Regions from separate parts of the Homo sapiens genome. Here region 2 is linked to region 1. A link is an interaction called in ENCODE POLR2A ChIA-PET data of the cell type or tissue named here. Cell type or tissue: A673. All regions are shown on one strand. Links, peaks and the distances in the headings refer to the core of each region. The heading gives the core; the rest is flanking DNA.

Region 1 (8,292 bases), core at 2,078-7,077:
TTCACTAGTGAAAAAAATTGATCTTTCAAAGGTTAAATCATTTAACACCAAGGTCAAAGGGTAAGTTGGAGAGACCAGATTCAAACCCAGTCTGACGTTAAAACGTGTGTTTTTCCCCCCACATCGTAAGAGGATCTCCTGCTAATGACCTCAAATCTAAAAACTGACTTGCCCTATACCTCGAGCCCCATCCTACAAACTCTCCCTGACATTGTTAATTCAGCTGTCATTGTGCACCTACAATGTGCCAGACACCATACTCCTCAAGACTCTGTAGGCACAGAAGGAACAGACAAAAATCCCTACCTTCATAGATATTATTCTAGGGGTAACACAGGTAAATAAAACATTAAAATAAATAGTTTTCACACAGTAACAAATTCTATAGAGAAAAATAAAACAGAAGAAGGAATAGCAAATGAGGGAGATGCCCTTTAAAACATGGTGCTGAGGGAAGGCCTCCCTGAGAAGATATCATTTACCCCAAAAATAAAAAAGCAAGTAATAGAAATAACAGCTAAAAGGTGTTCTAGACACTTAAACCTGCCACAACATTGAGAACTCAGGGTTCTGATGCAAAACCTCGCTGCATATAATGCATTAACTTATTTTATACATTTAAACAAACTCTACTTAAGAACTGAGTTCTAAAGGGAGGAGCATATTACAGGAAGGCAGTTTTTGGTCAGAGTAAACACACTTAAAAACTAAACCTACTGAAAGACCAAGAACAACTGAAAGTCTTTGCTTTGTCAGTAGATTTTTTTACCAAAATGAAAATTAAAGAAACACATCATGCCCATCCAATGATTTCACCAAGGAATTTTAAGAGAGAAAATCCTACTTCTTCCTCACCCAGTAGCCAGTGAAATGACTGAGCAAATTCACAAGTTCACTGAGGCTGCTTTCATGTAACACAGGGACAATACATGACAGACACAGTGGAACCCTACAGGTTGCCTAGTATTTAAAGACTGTGAAGAGGAGGAAATGTCAAAATTCAAAGTCTTAAATGATGTGGTTTTAAGTATGTTCAGCAATTTCACCACTCAGTAGTAAAGCCAGCTACAGTTGAAAGGAATCAGAAATTTGAGGGGTGTGAAATAAGCAGAAGCACAGAAGTTAAGAATTTGTATTCTTCCCACATTTTCCACTTTATTTTATACTGATGAGAAAAAACAAATTTAATAGTTTTCTGCTGTATAAAAGAGACACATTCACTTTATGTCAAAATAAGAGTCACTCAATTTTAATACAACTATCTCAATTTATAAATTAACATTCTCCCCCACTGACCACACACAGTAAGTCTCTTCTGGTGTTGTTGATTAGAGAAGCAAAAGTTGCTGCTACAATTCTCTTCCTACATTTTAATATAAACAATCATCAGTCTTTTCTTCATAAAGTGCAGTGTGGACACCATCATCAGAATGTACCAGCGCTGGGTGTGCAAAGTTTACAAAGATCAGCAATAGCAAAAGTTTGGAGATTTTTGAAATTCATGCTGCTGCAAAGAACTATGTAAAAACCACTCACTATAGAGGACCACAGAGAAACTCAGGCATGAAGTTATATGGCTGTGTGATTGGTTTGGGAAAAGGAACAGAAAGCATTTCCACCAACCCGTATGTCTGAACAAATGACTGCAAAACCTCAGAAGCTACGAAAATGTTTATATACTAACCAAATACCTCTTAATAAGCCAGAGAAACAGTGTGTCTCCTTAGGACAGACGCGGTGGCACACGCCTGTAATCCCAGAATTTTGGGAGGTCAAGGCAGGCTGATCACTTCAGATAAGGAGTTTCAGACCATCCTGGCCAACATGGTGAAACTATACATGTCCCTACAAAAAATACAAAAATTAGCCGGGTGTGGTGGCGGGCACCTGTAATCCCAGTTTCTGGGGAGGCTGAGGCATGAGAATCGTTTGAACCTGGGAGGTGGAGGTTGCAGTGAGCCCAGATTGCACCACTGCACTCCAGCCTGGGCAACAAGAGAGAAACTCTGTCTCAAAAAAAAATAAGAAGAAAGAAATGGTGTGTCTCTATCCAACAGCTTTATACATCTCACAGATATTTTCAGCTTAACCCCCCCACCCCCACCACCTACATCTCAATACAGGAAAGTAATAGGGTGCCATACAATATTCTCTAGACAATAAATCAAATTCAATCCCAAGTCCTCTACAATTAACTGTATTACCTTGAGCAAGTCACTTAACTTGTCTGAATCTTCATCTCCTTATGTGCAGAAAGAGCATAATAATGCTTCCTATACTGTGGGGTTACTGGAAGAGATGATCCAGGTAAAGTATTAAAGCACACTGACAGGCACATAGCAGAAGCCAATGCTTCTCCCTCTTGCAGAGTTCCTGAGTCTCAATGGAGACTAACCCCACATAAGATACTTTGAAATCCATAAATGGCTAAATGAAAGGCTTCAGATACTCAGAGACGCCTTTCTGGTAACTTCTTAAAATACGCTGGTGGGTAAACTACAATTCTAAAATATAATACAATAATCATAGAAAAGAATCTGGAGGAACGAACACCAAAATGTTAAGTGTACATATCTCTGGAGATTACAGGAAATTTTCATCCCTAAATAATCTGTTTCTTAATTGTAACTATTCAAATAATGAACAGATATTACTTTTTAATCAGGAAGAAAACATTATACACAGCATGTCTGTTTTAAAGTCCCTTGTCATTCAATACATCACAACTGTACTGGAAATAAGTAAAAAGACACTGTTTCCTAAATGTGTAAAACTGAAGACATCCACAATCTTTACCAAAAGTCCCTAGAACCAATAAAAAAAAATTAAAATGAGAATGTATCCAGATGTACATTAACATCAATCAAATTCACTATTCTTTAGCCACACCTACACATGCTACAAGAGAAGCCTTTAACAAGCGCTCCACCATTAATGACATGTCCCTAAAAAGGGGGGTGGGGAGTCACAGGCCCAACATCATATAACAAACTGGAAACCCTTCTGTACCTGTTAACTTGGTGATCTCAGCATATTTTCTAAGGACCAGCTGTCCAGGTCTGACATACCTACCACATCAATTGACAGGGTTTTTGTCACTCTCAACAGGGAAGCTTCCAAATCCACAAAAAAATAGGAGGGGGCAGATCACCCCTACATCTGCTCCCAGTCCCAACAGGCAGACAGCAGCTGTCTGGGACTCAGCCAAGTATAAATAGAGCATTTTTACCTGCAGGGTACTTCCATGGCACAATGTGCTTCAAATGAATTTCCATGGCCAGGGATCCTGCTAAGACTGGGCTACAGTCAATCCTTCAAAACCCACAAAAATTTCGAGTGAGGGTTAACATGGAAATGACAATGCATACTTTGGATTCTTGTAAAAGAGTCAATGTTCAGCTCTTCCTCCAGGAAAATAACAGGATCCAAAAACTCTTTCCTTCAACCCACGGAGCCTGGGCTGGTGGCTATAAAAATGTTATGCCCTGGTTGGGGAGGCTGGGAATATGAGCTAGAAATTCTGAACAACGGAAGAAGACCAGGATACAAAAAGTAAATACGCTTTTCCTGTTGAAGATGCCAAGTTCTATCAAAAAAGTAAAATACCACATGGGCCAAATATATTTCCTGAATAAGGGACTGAGGAAGTCTTACAAGACCCTCATGAATGCTTTACTTTTGTTTGCAGCTACATTAATAATTGAGCAGTTAGTTTTAAGCAGCGATTCTTGAACCTTAGTACACATGAACATCAGTTTAAGGCCTTGTTAAATAAGGCTGATTCTCATTCCCAGGACCAGAAAGAGTAGAAATCGGGAGACCAAATCTGGTGATCCTTTGCTCTGGAATCATGACCCACACTTCGGGAAATGATGTTAAGACTCATAATATGTGTCTGATTCTCATACGGAACAGTTAGCCCTGCTCTGCCCCACTATCATATGATGGTACTTACTAGCCACCAAGACAAAACACAAAGCACTGAGCCCAAATGGGTAAGGCGAGGGGTTGGGAGTGGGACAAAGGAGGCAGGCATGACATGAAGGAAATGAAGAGTCTAACACAGGGTAACATTCAACAGTAAAACAAAAGAACATAGCAAATTAAAACAACAGCAACGACAAAACAGTAACACCCACGTTCACTCATTTAATTTATTCTTTATCAACGCTGGATTACCCAAAAGGCATAAATGATCCTGAGTTTGGGCCAAACACATGCACAAACACCAAATCAATGTAATTATCATGGAAAAAAAATCAGAACTCTTACAATAATGAAATACAAATAATTTAAAATAGTAAGTTAAATGTAGTTTTAAAAAATCAGAACTCTGACATCCTTATAATCATTTTAGAGTTTATTTGAAAGTTGTGTAGGAGAGTACACTATAATCTTTTCCGTGTTTAGGTTATCTTTTTCTTGACATATATTTATAATATGTGCCTGGCACATAAAAACTCAATAAAGGGAGATAATTTCACATTTCTGAGCCCCTAAAATATTACATGTACTAAGTTATTGAGCTTTAGCAATAAATAATATGTGGTTCCTACCACTTTAGTAAAGGGTCATATGTATGTAAACAGATATTACAGTATGATGAGCACAATAATAAAAATGTTACAAGGATCAGGAAGGAGCAATAAACTCTCTAGAAGATGGGGGGTCCAGACAGAGATTACTGGAAGAAGCAAACCATGGGGAAAGTTCCACCAAGTGGACACAGGAGGAGAAGCACAGGATAGAAGGAACAGCACGCGCCAGATATGACAGCACAGTGAGTAGCTGAGAACTACAAAGATGAATAGGAAGTGCACGCAGGGGATCGTGGGGAAGGAGTCACAAGAGGCATCCAGGTCAATCCACATACCTCAAAGTTGCCCAGCCTTAGAAACAGAGGCAGGGAGAGAGAAGAAAATACATAAACCACTGTGACACAGCTCCATACTAAAGAAATCTCAGCCATTATACAAGGGAAAAATAAATGTGTTGCAGCTAAATGGGGAAAAAAGAAATCATGGCCCTATAATGGCAGTGGTATCAACAAAGCTCTGCCTTTTTTTTTTTTTTTTTTTTTCCTTTTTTTAAGCTCAGTTCAAATTTCTGTTCATTCACAACTGCAGGTTCAAAGATTCACAAAAAGCAGCACTGGAAAAAGTTTGTAATTGTGTAGCGTAAACTCAAACCCAGACACAGCAAGGATCTGTTGGGGGCCCCAGCCAACAGGGCCAGGCCAGACTCCCACCATGACTTCCCTGAGGTGCAGCAAACAACAGCTGGTGCCCCATCAATTTACACCAGCCTCTGGAGTTTCTTAATCCCAATCCCAAATTACAAGAACTTACAGGTAGAAGGGGTCTTGGAAGTAGCCCAGATCATTCTTCTTCCCCAAGGAGGACTCACTGCCAATGTGCCTGTCTCTGCTTGTAGACTTGAGCACCAGGGCCTTATCACCCTGAGAAAATCTCTCTATGCCCCACTCGCACCTCTGACTCAACCTTCCTAAAATGCTATTTTCATTCTGTAGCACCCTCTCTGCCTTCACAGAAGTAAGTAATCTTTTAGAACAGTTCTTTTGGGATACCAGTGCCTTTACTTTAGGGAGTTCTAGGGCATGGCACTCAAATAGTAACCTACCATGACTCGAGAAAGGGAGAGAAAAGCATAAACATAAAATGTGATCACAGTTTTGGGAACACATTTAACCCACCTTAGTTTTCCTAGAGCTTCCAACCTCCAGAGCTTAAAGATGGAGCCCTGTACTCTGGGACCCATATTCCTAAATGCTGCATCCACAGACACACATGGCCAGCACATGATTAAGCCCACTACATTTCTTCTGTAAAAAATTAAACGTACTTATTTTACAACAACGATAGACAAGCCACTTGGATGAATAGTTATTAAAGGAAAGGATGATTGCAGAGTCCTCATTAAGATTAGAGACAACCTTCTAGTATTTAAGAATCATTTGATGACCCCAACAGACTAATGTAAGGATAAAAATTAGAGTACTAACGTAATTCAGAGACAGAGACAAAAAGACCTAGAATTGAGTTGTAAATGTGGCACTTACTGGCTGTGTTACCTTGGACAAGTTACTTAACTACCAAGCTTTATTTTCCTCATCTGTAAAATGAGAATACATAAAATTAAAGATGTGTAGTTAAAGGTTTAACACAGTGGTAGGCAATAAGAAAATAATAAAGTAAGCTCCTATTCTTCTTGCCTGTTATGAATTACATGATAGCCTTTCAGCACTAACCTTCTATCACATTCAGCTACCACATCTCTCAGGACATCCTCATCACTGTGTCGATCCCTAATTCTAAATAAAAGGTGATGGTGAGGAAAATATACATTCCAACAGATAAGGTACTCTATTAAACATACCATTTATCATTGGTGAGCTCTCAGAAGCCATCCACCATGCCCCCACTACCCCTCTGGTGCCTCCAAAGAGTGTTCAGGGTCCCTCATTATCTATAAAGCCTTACTGAGCACTCTTTTCTTCCATACCACACCTTCCATCCAGTCCCTGCATACCTCACATGCATGCACCATGCTCAGTCCAGTCCTCAAGTCTTTGCTCATGTTCATGCCCTCCACCCTTGCTGATTTTAATAGGATTATCACTGATAATCTAACCCACACTATCAGCAGTAAGTCAAATACTATCTTCTATTTTTCTTTTATTTTTGTGCTTGCCTTCTCTCCCCAACTTGTTTTTAATCTAGTCTACTGCATTGCAGATGTCTCCTGTAGCACCCTCCACACCACTACTGCTCATGCCACAGCACCTGGCACAGTACTGAGCCCCCAATGAATGCTAGAGAAATAACTGTTTGACATGAACATCAGAGACAGAGAAATTCATCAGCTGCTTTGCTGCACCATAGTTTGATGGCAAGGGATCCACAGTTATAGCTATAAGTACAAAAATCAACTCATCAAAACAAAAATGTCTAAAAATCACTCTAGCCCCAGAAGGTTAAACTGGTAGCTCATTAAAGGCAGCATGAATTCTGCTAAGTGTTAAGCAATCCAGCCTGAAGCAATTTGCTTAATCTGCCAGAGAGGTAATAGGGACCAGAGCTGGGGAATTCAACATCATATAACTAGACAACCTCAAAGTGAAGGGGAGGACAAAGAGCTACTTAACACTATACTTAGGATCCCACATGATGGTTGGTACCTCTGGAAAGAGGAACTCATGGACATGTTATTTCAATTCTCTTTTGGTGTTTAACACAGGCTTGTGGTTTCCTGCAAAAATGGTTTCTGCTGCTTTGCAAAGATCTATATGGAGAAGAAAACTCCCAATGGCCATTCCACAGGTGAGAATTTTGCCACCAGCTGTATCCTGTTATCCAAAGGAAACGGGAACCATAAGCTGCCAGGAGGTCCAGACACAGGAGAGGAAGGCCATAATTCAGTGAGTGCTGACATTCCTATCCCTACGGTAATAAGAATAAACTTTAAATTTAGAAAAATTCTTACACAGCTGGGTTTTATGTAAATTAACTTCAGGAGGGGTTAAAATAGATATCCGGCAAAGAGACTGCCAAATTCAAGCCTTTACACTTCCTTCATCCTCCCCAGCCTCTATCAACCAAAAAGCAGGCTGTCCAATGGGCTAAACCAATTATAAACCACCTGGAAAGACTAAATATAGGCAGGTAGGCTCTCACACAAATGAGGACATTACTGAGCTGGATGACCTTACCTGGACAAATGCGAGACCTGTTAGGAATGATTTCCAAGGCAGGCACGGCCCACCTTCTCACACACGTTATGTGACTATCGAACGAGTCACACAAGTGTCAGAGGGGATCAGAGACGTTAAAAATGTCAGTTACCTTGTTAATTATTAGACTGGTTCTTGTCTTGAGAATAAATATTGTCTTCAATGTTATAATTTCACAATACTAAGCCTTTAACATCTTGAGAACAATGACACTGGAAACACAAGGTGGTAGGTTTTTGTTAAACCACCTATCAAAATTGGAAGGAAAAGTTTTAAACAATGAAGACTTCAAATTAAAAACTTGTATATGTCATAATTAAGTGAAAATTCTACAGATATGAGGAAAACTTCAATATTCTAAGCAGTCCCCTATTAAAGATTTTGTTAATGTTAATCGCTTCAATGAAAAATTTTATTTCTAATGGGGAATTTCTAATCATAAAACATTCCTGACATGAGTAATCCCTTAGACAGTCATTCTTGCTCTTATACACCAAGCAAGGATATTTCTGAAAATACTAATGCATTTATTTTATGTGGCA
Region 2 (8,292 bases), core at 2,239-7,238, 350 kb before region 1:
CCACAACCATGAAGCATGTCTGTCCTTTTACAGGTCTCTTAAAACCACCTTCCAAACAGCCACTTCCAAAGTCATACAGCCATTAGGAGAGCTGACTGCACTGATTTTTACCCTTTGTGCTACTGATGTCAGAGGCACAGTAAGCAGATTAGAACAGGGGCGAGATGCTACCTTCTGGCACTTCCTGCCAAAATTTGCCTACAGCACATGGATGGCTGTTTAGAGGTAAGCTAAAAAATCTGGTGGAAAGTGCCTGGAGTCATTTGGGATTTTGAAAACATAAGTCGGCCATGTGTCACTGACACTGCTGGTTGCCTACTTAACATGCGTTTCTCACCCACCCTCCTTTCCTCTTTCGATTCAGAACAGCATCTGCCCTCCTGTGCTCAGCTTTGTGTTTCACAAGGGGTTGATCACAGCCCCAGCCCAAGGGCTGAATCCTCATAGGTCCAAGCCAATCATGGGTTCCCAAACCCTTTGTTGGTAATTGGTTTAGATAAGGGTATGTGACATTGTGACATAGATTTCTTTTTTCTTTTTTTTTTTTTTTTTTTTTGAGACGGAGTCTTGCTCTGTCGCCCAGGCTGGAGTGCAGTGGCACAATCTTGGCTCACTGCAACCTCTGCCTCCCAGGTTCAAGCAATTCTCCTGCCTCAGCCTCCCGAGTAGCTGAGATTACAGGTGCCCATCACCACACCCGCCTAATTTTTGTATTTTTAGTAGAGATGGGGTTTCACCATATCGATCAGGCTAGTCTTGAACTCCTGACCTCGTGATCCGCCCGCCTCGGCCTCCCAAAGTGCTGGCATTACAGGCATGAGCCACTGCACCCGGCCTAATTTTCTGTCATTATAAGCCACCCAGTTTGTGGTAATTTGTTACAGCAGCCCCAGGAAACAAAAATACCCTCTGTCTCCAGCCTCTACCCTCTTTGTTGTGTTGGCTTCTCTTTTTCTTCTGGCTATGGACCAACCCCTGTACTCCCTAAACCACAAAGCTGCCAACAGCTTGCATATTTGACACCTGTCAATCAAGCTTCCAGAAAGAAAAACAGTACCCTCTGTTTTCCAAATCCAGTTCTCCATGAAATAACTTTGATTGGCCTAGCTTGACTTGCAAGCTAAATTTGGTCCAATCAACTGTGCCCAGTGGCAGACTGGCATTGAACCAAGATGGCAACTCCTAAAGTAGCCATATGGATGGGAACAGAAGATACAGGGAAATTTCTAGAGTAACAAGTGTCCGCTCCAGTTATCTTTAAATAGTTACTCCATAAACACTGGCTTCCCTGGACCATGTTAATCTTTTATATTTTCAGGTATATCTATCGATAAACAGTGAGGCAAAGATAAAGAAAAAATATGGATCTTAAAAAGCCAGATATCTCAGCTGATCAGTGAAAGTCTTTGAAAAGGATGTAATGGACACCAGTACTCTTAGAAGTAATAATGGCATAATTTATAAAGTAAATAATTTGATTGTCCCTACTCCAGCTGTCTGCGTGGAAAAGTGAATTGAGGGAATCCAGCCCCGTGCAAAAGGGCTAACAGGAGCAGCCAAATAGGGCCAGGTGCGGCAGCTTACGCCTGTAATCCCAGCACTTTGGGAGGCTGAGATGGGCAAATTACTTGAGGTCAGGAGTTCTAGACCAGCCTAGCCAACATGGTGAAAACCCATCTCTACTAAAAATACAAAAATTAGCTGGGCATGGTGGTGGGTGCCTGTAATCCCAGCTACTCGGGAGGCTGAGGCAGGAGAATCTCTCAAACCCAGGAGGCAGAGGGTGCAGTGAGCCGAGATTGCACCACTGCACTCCAGCCTGGGTATCAAAATGAGACTCTGTCTCAAAAAAAAAAAAAAAAAAAAAAAACACTCTGATAAAGAGCTGAATAGATACAAATAAATAACCCAAATATACTCTTGTTTGTCTTAGAGACAGTAAGCTAAATCTGATCAGAAATGACTGAAGCAAGTCCAGAGATGCCGACAGATTAGTACTTCTACACAGGCAGTTCTTGTGTGCTGAGGGATGAGATACTTGCAGCAACTTTGTGGCCATTCTCTTAGACCACTGAGTAATAGGCTGTGCTGATAACGACTCATAAAACCTTCAGACACAAATTTTGTAATTGCACCATTATTACAAATTGTATTGTCTGACATTCCAGGTTTCTTGTAAATAACTGATGTAAAGCCTCAATCATTAAAGGGGAGGTTTGAGATAGGATCAAAACTATCTTAGTTCTTTTTGAAAACGTCTCTTGCAGTCAAATTATTCCCCAGGAACGTTTCTGTACTATCAGCATGTTTTAAAAAAAAATCTAGATCACTTCTTTTTTTGAGAAAGGGTCTTGCTCTGTCATCCAGGCTGGAATGCAGTAGCGCAAACATGACTCACTGCAGCTTTGACCTCCCTGGGCTCAGGTGATCCCCCCACTTCAGCCTCTTGAGTAGCTGGGACTACAAGTACACACCACCTCGCCCGGCTAATTTTTCTATTTTTTGTAGAGATGGAGTTTTGCCTTGTCCTGAGCTCAAGGAATCAACCACCTCATCCTCCCAAAGTGCTGGGATTACAGGTGTGAGCCACTGCACCTGGCCATAAGTTCCCTCAGGGGTTTTTCTCAAGTTGCCTACAATAATCATAAATACAGCCTTTTCAGTGGCAGACTTATTCTATGGTCCATGATGGTTTACTGAAAACATAGGTTCCTTCCTGTCAATAACTTTCCATTATACTGTTATAATATAGCCAAGATAATATGGTAAAAATATGTTGACATGATAAATTTTTCCAATAAAATGCATCCTTTGCATGCAGACAATTCATACTTATTAGTAAATAAATTTCACTCTTTGGGCAGTTTCTGTCTAGGTCACCCCTTCAATACCAAGTTTAAGGCACAAGCTGATCTAGCATCACACAGGCAATAAACAAAAAACTATATTGTATCTTCTCTTCAACAGAGAATGAGGTAAGGCTCCCAGGATCCGCATGTCCTGTAAAGCTGACAAGGAGCATGTAGTGTGAGGGCACTTAGTGGGCAGTAGTCATTGAGCTCTTCAAGGATTCCCCAAGAGAACACAGGAGTTGGGTTGGAAGGGAAGACTCCCACAATTCCTAAAACAGTGCTGTAGTTCAAGGATAGTTTTATTCTTAGAAGAGTCCCTAGAAAGTCAAATGATAGCTTGTCGGAAGGATTTAAGGAACTAATAATCCACATGAAGTGCTTAGCACAGCACCCGATGTGTGATAAGCATTCAGTATATGTTAGCTAGTCTTGTGATTTGAAGTGGCGGTAGGATTTCTTAACATCCATGATAACTGTTGGGGCTTCCATCTTGGTATCTGTGCAGCTGCATTCTGTGAGTGACAGTGTTCTTGGGTGGAAGCAGCTGGTACCTAATGGCCATCTGGCACTCTGTGGCCAAGCACAACTCCAGCCCTATAGGGTGGAGCGATTACATCAATAAATAGTGGCTGCATTCACAAAATCCATGGGCCCTGTCTGGGAAGCCAAAAACCTGCTTGACAGCCTGTGCTCTTGTTACAGTAGGTAGCTAGCCAGCCATGAGCAGGGCAGGAGAGGAACCCTCCCAACCACCAGGAATGTCAGGCAACCATCAGGTGATGGTAAAGCATTTGTTACACTGTCTCCCTAAATTAATCTTTAGGTCAGTAAAAAGTAATTGTGGTTTTTGTTATTGGTTTTAATGACAAAGACCGCAATTACTTTTGCACCAACCTAGGAATTGGTCACAGCTGGTGCCAGGGAAAGGCAGTCTCCTAGTAGAGAGAAACACCTGAAACTAGCAATCAGCAGCTTCCCAGTGAGATCTCTAGAGTTGGGTGAGTGGGCTCAAGTATGTACACTAAGGGGCAAAATGACGGAGTTTAACCAGTATATGACCTTCCTCCAGGAACACTGGTAAGGGGAGAATGCCTCAAGTGAGCATGCACACAACTCCAGTTAAATACACTGCACATGTGGCCCCTCCCAAGTGCTGGCAGGCCACTGTGCACCCAGACAGCCCATCCCAAGGAAGAATCAAGAAGAAGAGATGCAGAGCCCGGAAGCATGCCATTGTATAAAACCCCAAGTCAAAGGTCAAGCAGTGCACTTGACTCTCTCAAGTCTCCCGCTTGGCCCTCTTCCAAGTGTACTTTACTTCATTTCGTTCCTGCTGTAAAGCTTTTTAATAAACTTTCACTCCTGCTCTAAAACTTGCCTCTGTCTGTCACTCTGCCTTATGCCCTTTGGTTGAATTCTTTCTTCTGAGGAGGCAAGAATTGAGCTTGTTGCAAACCCATAATGATTTGCCACTGCTATCACTGTCCAGGGCCAAGGAATATCCCTTTCCAGTAGGTGATAACATGGCTCAGTAATGGCTGCCATTTACAAAAATGCAAAAGAGGCCTGGCGCGGTGGCTCACTCCTGTAATCCCAGCGCTTTGGGAGGCCGGGGCAGGTGGATCACCTGAGGTTGGGAGTTTGAGATCAGCCTGACCAACATGGAGAAATCCCGTCTCTACTAAAAATACAAAATTAGCCTGGCATGGTGGCACATGCCTGTAATCCCAACTGCTCAGGAGGCTGAGGCAGGAGAATCACTTTAACCCAGGAGGCAGGGGTTGTGGTGAGCCAAGATCGCGCCATTGCACTCCAGCCTGGGCAAAAAGAGCAAAACTCTGTCTCCAAAAAAAAAAAAAAAAAAAAAAAAGCAAAAGAAAATGAGTAGCTCTGGCAGCAAGGCTATGGCACTTCCTTTATTTTTCAGTATTTTTTAGTAGATTGAACAGATACTATGCCTGCTTGATTTCAAGTGCTATGGATCCCTGAATGGTAGTCATGGTAGCAGAAGTGAAAATAGGAAGTTCCACGATATATATATTTTTTAATTTCCCACTTCTATGTCTGATTTATCTTCATAAAACAGGACATTCTGATTTTGTTCTGGGTAGTCTTTCTCTGTTGACCTCATCATTGAAACACAGTGCTACCCCCTTGGACTCCTAGAAGAGAGGTTGTCATCAAAGCATTAGGAAGCTTTAGGAACCCCAGGAATTCTAGAAAGCATCTGAAGGTCAGCGATTGGACATCTGTTGATAAACTTGGGCGGAGTCAACTATTGCAAATAATTGCCCCCTCCCAGAAAATATTAGAGGGTGCTCACTAGCCCCAGGCATCTGCCATGGGTGCTGCCTTCTCACACAGTGTCTGTACATGTCCCCAGTTACACTAACATCTTTAAGCTCAAAGAATCCCAGCTCCTCCAGGGACTGCAGTGGGAACCTTGAATAGATGACCAACCTCCATCAGCCTGTTTCTTCATCTGCAAAGTGGTAAAATAGCTTTATTCCACACGGTTGTTTTAAGGTAGAAAAATACAATATATAATAATTATATATAATATAGTTTTTATTGTATAAAAATACAACATGCAATGTAAATAAGTATGTATAATATTATATATATAATAATATAATTGAGTATTTAGCACAGCACTAGCCAGATAATAAATGCCCAATAAGTATATGGAAGAAATAGAGAAGACAACTACCAGTGCAATTCTTTTTTTTTTTTTTTTTTTGGGACAGAGTCTCGCTCTGTCACCCAGGCTAGAGTGCAGTGGCGTGATCTCGGCTCACTGCAACCTCCACCTCCCAGGTTCAAGCGATTCTCCTGCCTCAGCCTCCCGAGTAGCTGAGATGACAGGCACACACCATCACGCCCGGCTAATTTTTGTATTTTTAGTAGAGACGGGATTTTGCCATGTTGGCCAGGCTGGTTTCAAACTCCTGACCTCCAGTGATCCACCCACCTCAACCTCCCAAAGTGCTGGGATTACAGGTGGGAGCCACCATGCCGGGCCTACCAATGCAATTCTTAAAAACTGCTGAGTATGTTTTACTGATCTAAGAACACTTCGTTACGCTAGGTCGAGGATTTATAATTTGAGGTTTATGGTGCCTTAGAGAAACTTACTTAAATTTTATGCGAAATGATATATTTATGGGCGTTTCTCTAGGGAGAAGGCGCAGAGTTTTCACCAGATTCTTAGATTCTCTGCTCTGGATAAGGTTAGGAACCACCATGGTTTCTATTTCTTAAGCCCACACCTCACTCCCATTAGGATGTCTCCTATCCAAAAAACAAAAAAAAAGGCCAGGTGCAGTGGCTCATGCCTGTAATCTCAGTACTTTGGAAGGCCAAGGCAGGTGGATCACCTGAGGTCAGGAGTTCGAGACCAGCCTGGCCAACATGGCAAGACCCCCATATCTACGAAAAATACAAAAATTAGCCAGGAGTGGTGGCTGGCACCTGTAATTCCAGCTACTCAGGGGGCTGAGGCAGGAGAATTGTTTCAACCTGGGAGGCGGAGGTTGCAGAGAGCCAAGATTGTGCCATGGCACTCCAGCCTGGACCACAAGAATGAAACTCCTTTTCAAAAAAAATAATAATAATAACAGAAAATAACAGAGATTGGAACATTATTGTATCAGGCTGCTCAGACTTTCATAATAAAAAAAAAGCTCCAGACTGCAGGTCAGGCATGGTGGCTCATGCCTGTAATCTCAGAGCTTTGGGAGGCCAAGGCAGGCTGATTATTTGAGCCCAGGAGTTCTAGACCAGCCTGGGCACCATAGTAAAATCCTGTCTCTATGAAAAATACAAAAAATTAGCTGGGCATAGCGGTGCGCGCCTATAGTCCCAGCTACTCAGGAGGCTGAAATGGAAGGATAGTGGAGTCCAGGAGGTAAATGTTGCAGTGAACTGAGATTGCACCACTGCACTCCAGCCTGAACAATTGAGCGAGAGCCTGTCAAAAAAAAAAAAAGAAAAAACCAAAAACCTCCAGACTGGGTAGCTTAAACAACACAAATACATTTTCTCACAGTTCTGGAGGCTAGATGTCCAAGATCAAGTTTCTGGCTGATTCGGTATCTGGTCAGCTGATTCAGTATCTCCTCCTGGCTCGCAAATGGCTGCCTCTTGCTCTGTCCCTACAAAGCCTTAGTGCCTTCGCATGGAGAGAAAAGGGCTAGCTCTTTGGTGCTCTTCTTTTATTATTATTATTATTATTATTATTATTATTATTATTTTTTGAGACAGAGCCTCGCTGTCTCCCAGACTGGAATGCAGTAGTAGTGTGATCTCAGCTCATATCAACCTCTGCCCCCACGGGTTCAAGCGATTCTCCTGCCTCAGCCTCCCAAAGATCACAGGCATGAGCCATGGCTCCTGGACCCCATGCTTTTACAAATGAGGAAACTGAGTCGTAGAGAGGGTTAAGGAACTTCCTGAATAGAAATAAAAAGTAGGAATGGGAATCAAACCTAGGCATTTGGGATCCAGTGTGGTGGCACGCACGTGCCAGTAATCCCAACTACTGGGGAGGCTGAGGCATGTTTCCACGACAACAGGCTATCTCACAAAAATGTAAGTGTCTCATGAGTCTCTAAGTCATCTCGGTTTAGGGACCAAGCCAATTGTCTCTGTAATGCTTCAGTTTTAATATATGCACTGTCAAAGTGAGCATGTATAAAAATGTACATTGTCAGCTATGATAATTAAATCCTTGACTCATCTGAACACTCCGCTATAACAGCAAGCATCACGTCATTTTGTAACTGTCTCTTAGCTGGTCCACCTCCTCTACCTCCTCCACTAAACCGCGCATTCCCTGACAACAGGGTTGACTTGTTCCCGTCTTAACCCCTTGTCTGATACAAGGTATTATGACCCTGGATATATACAAGTTAGATCATTTTGCAAGTGAGACTTGTACCATTTATAAGGACAAATACTCATTTTATATTTTAGTCTTACAAGGAAAAAGGCATCTGAGAAAATGTAGGGCATATGCAAGGGCCCCCACAAATTGAGCATAACACAATTCTGCAGATGTCTTGCTTTGTTATTGTTGTTTGGGGTTGTGTTTTTTGTTTTTATTTTTTGCTTGATAATAAGATTAAAGCCTCATATATATGTCAGAAAGTAGGGTGGCTGAATCTAATATCTTAGCATGTCCCATATTTTAAGCATAGTAGCTGCTCTATTTTCCAAATTAACTTGTTGATCATTTAAGTATCAAGAAGCCATGTGGTCCAGTCAGAGAAACATGCATCTCACAACTAAAAGTTGTGACTTTTAGTCACAGGCAACTTCAGGCCAGGCGCAGGGGCTCACACCTATAATATCAGCACTTTGGGAGGCCAAGGCAGGCAGATCACTGGAGGCCCAGAGTTCGAGACCAGCCTGGCCAAGACAGGGAAACCCCAGCTCTACC

What was found. Peaks named below come from ENCODE experiments on the same cell type or tissue, not always from the same donor. Only the 100,000 strongest peaks of a DNase experiment are listed, where the experiment ranks them.
Region 2: POLR2A ChIA-PET joins it to region 1 with 7 read pairs; 2 of 35 experiments call an interaction of 5 or more read pairs at or near these places.

Annotation. Positions count from the first base shown.
Region 1 is chr15:85,474,426-85,482,717 of GRCh38, reverse strand. The region is part of intron 1 of AKAP13 (A-kinase anchoring protein 13); the gene reads right to left. Among named protein-coding and RNA genes, the nearest start is that of AKAP13, 98 kb to the right of the region's middle. RefSeq lists an enhancer at 937-1,096 and silencers at 1,631-1,680, 6,999-7,058. In A673, for the core only: a CTCF peak has its summit at 4,719 (motif pointing left); DNase peaks (open chromatin) are centred at 3,507 and 4,747; H3K4me3 peaks cover 798 bases; H3K27ac peaks cover 1,305 bases.
Region 2 is chr15:85,821,101-85,829,392 of GRCh38, reverse strand. It overlaps MIR548AP (microRNA 548ap), which reads right to left and starts at 3,758; the gene lies at 3,663-3,758. It also overlaps the pseudogene RNU6-231P. In A673, for the core only: no CTCF peak of the experiment used is centred there; no DNase peak of the experiment used is centred there.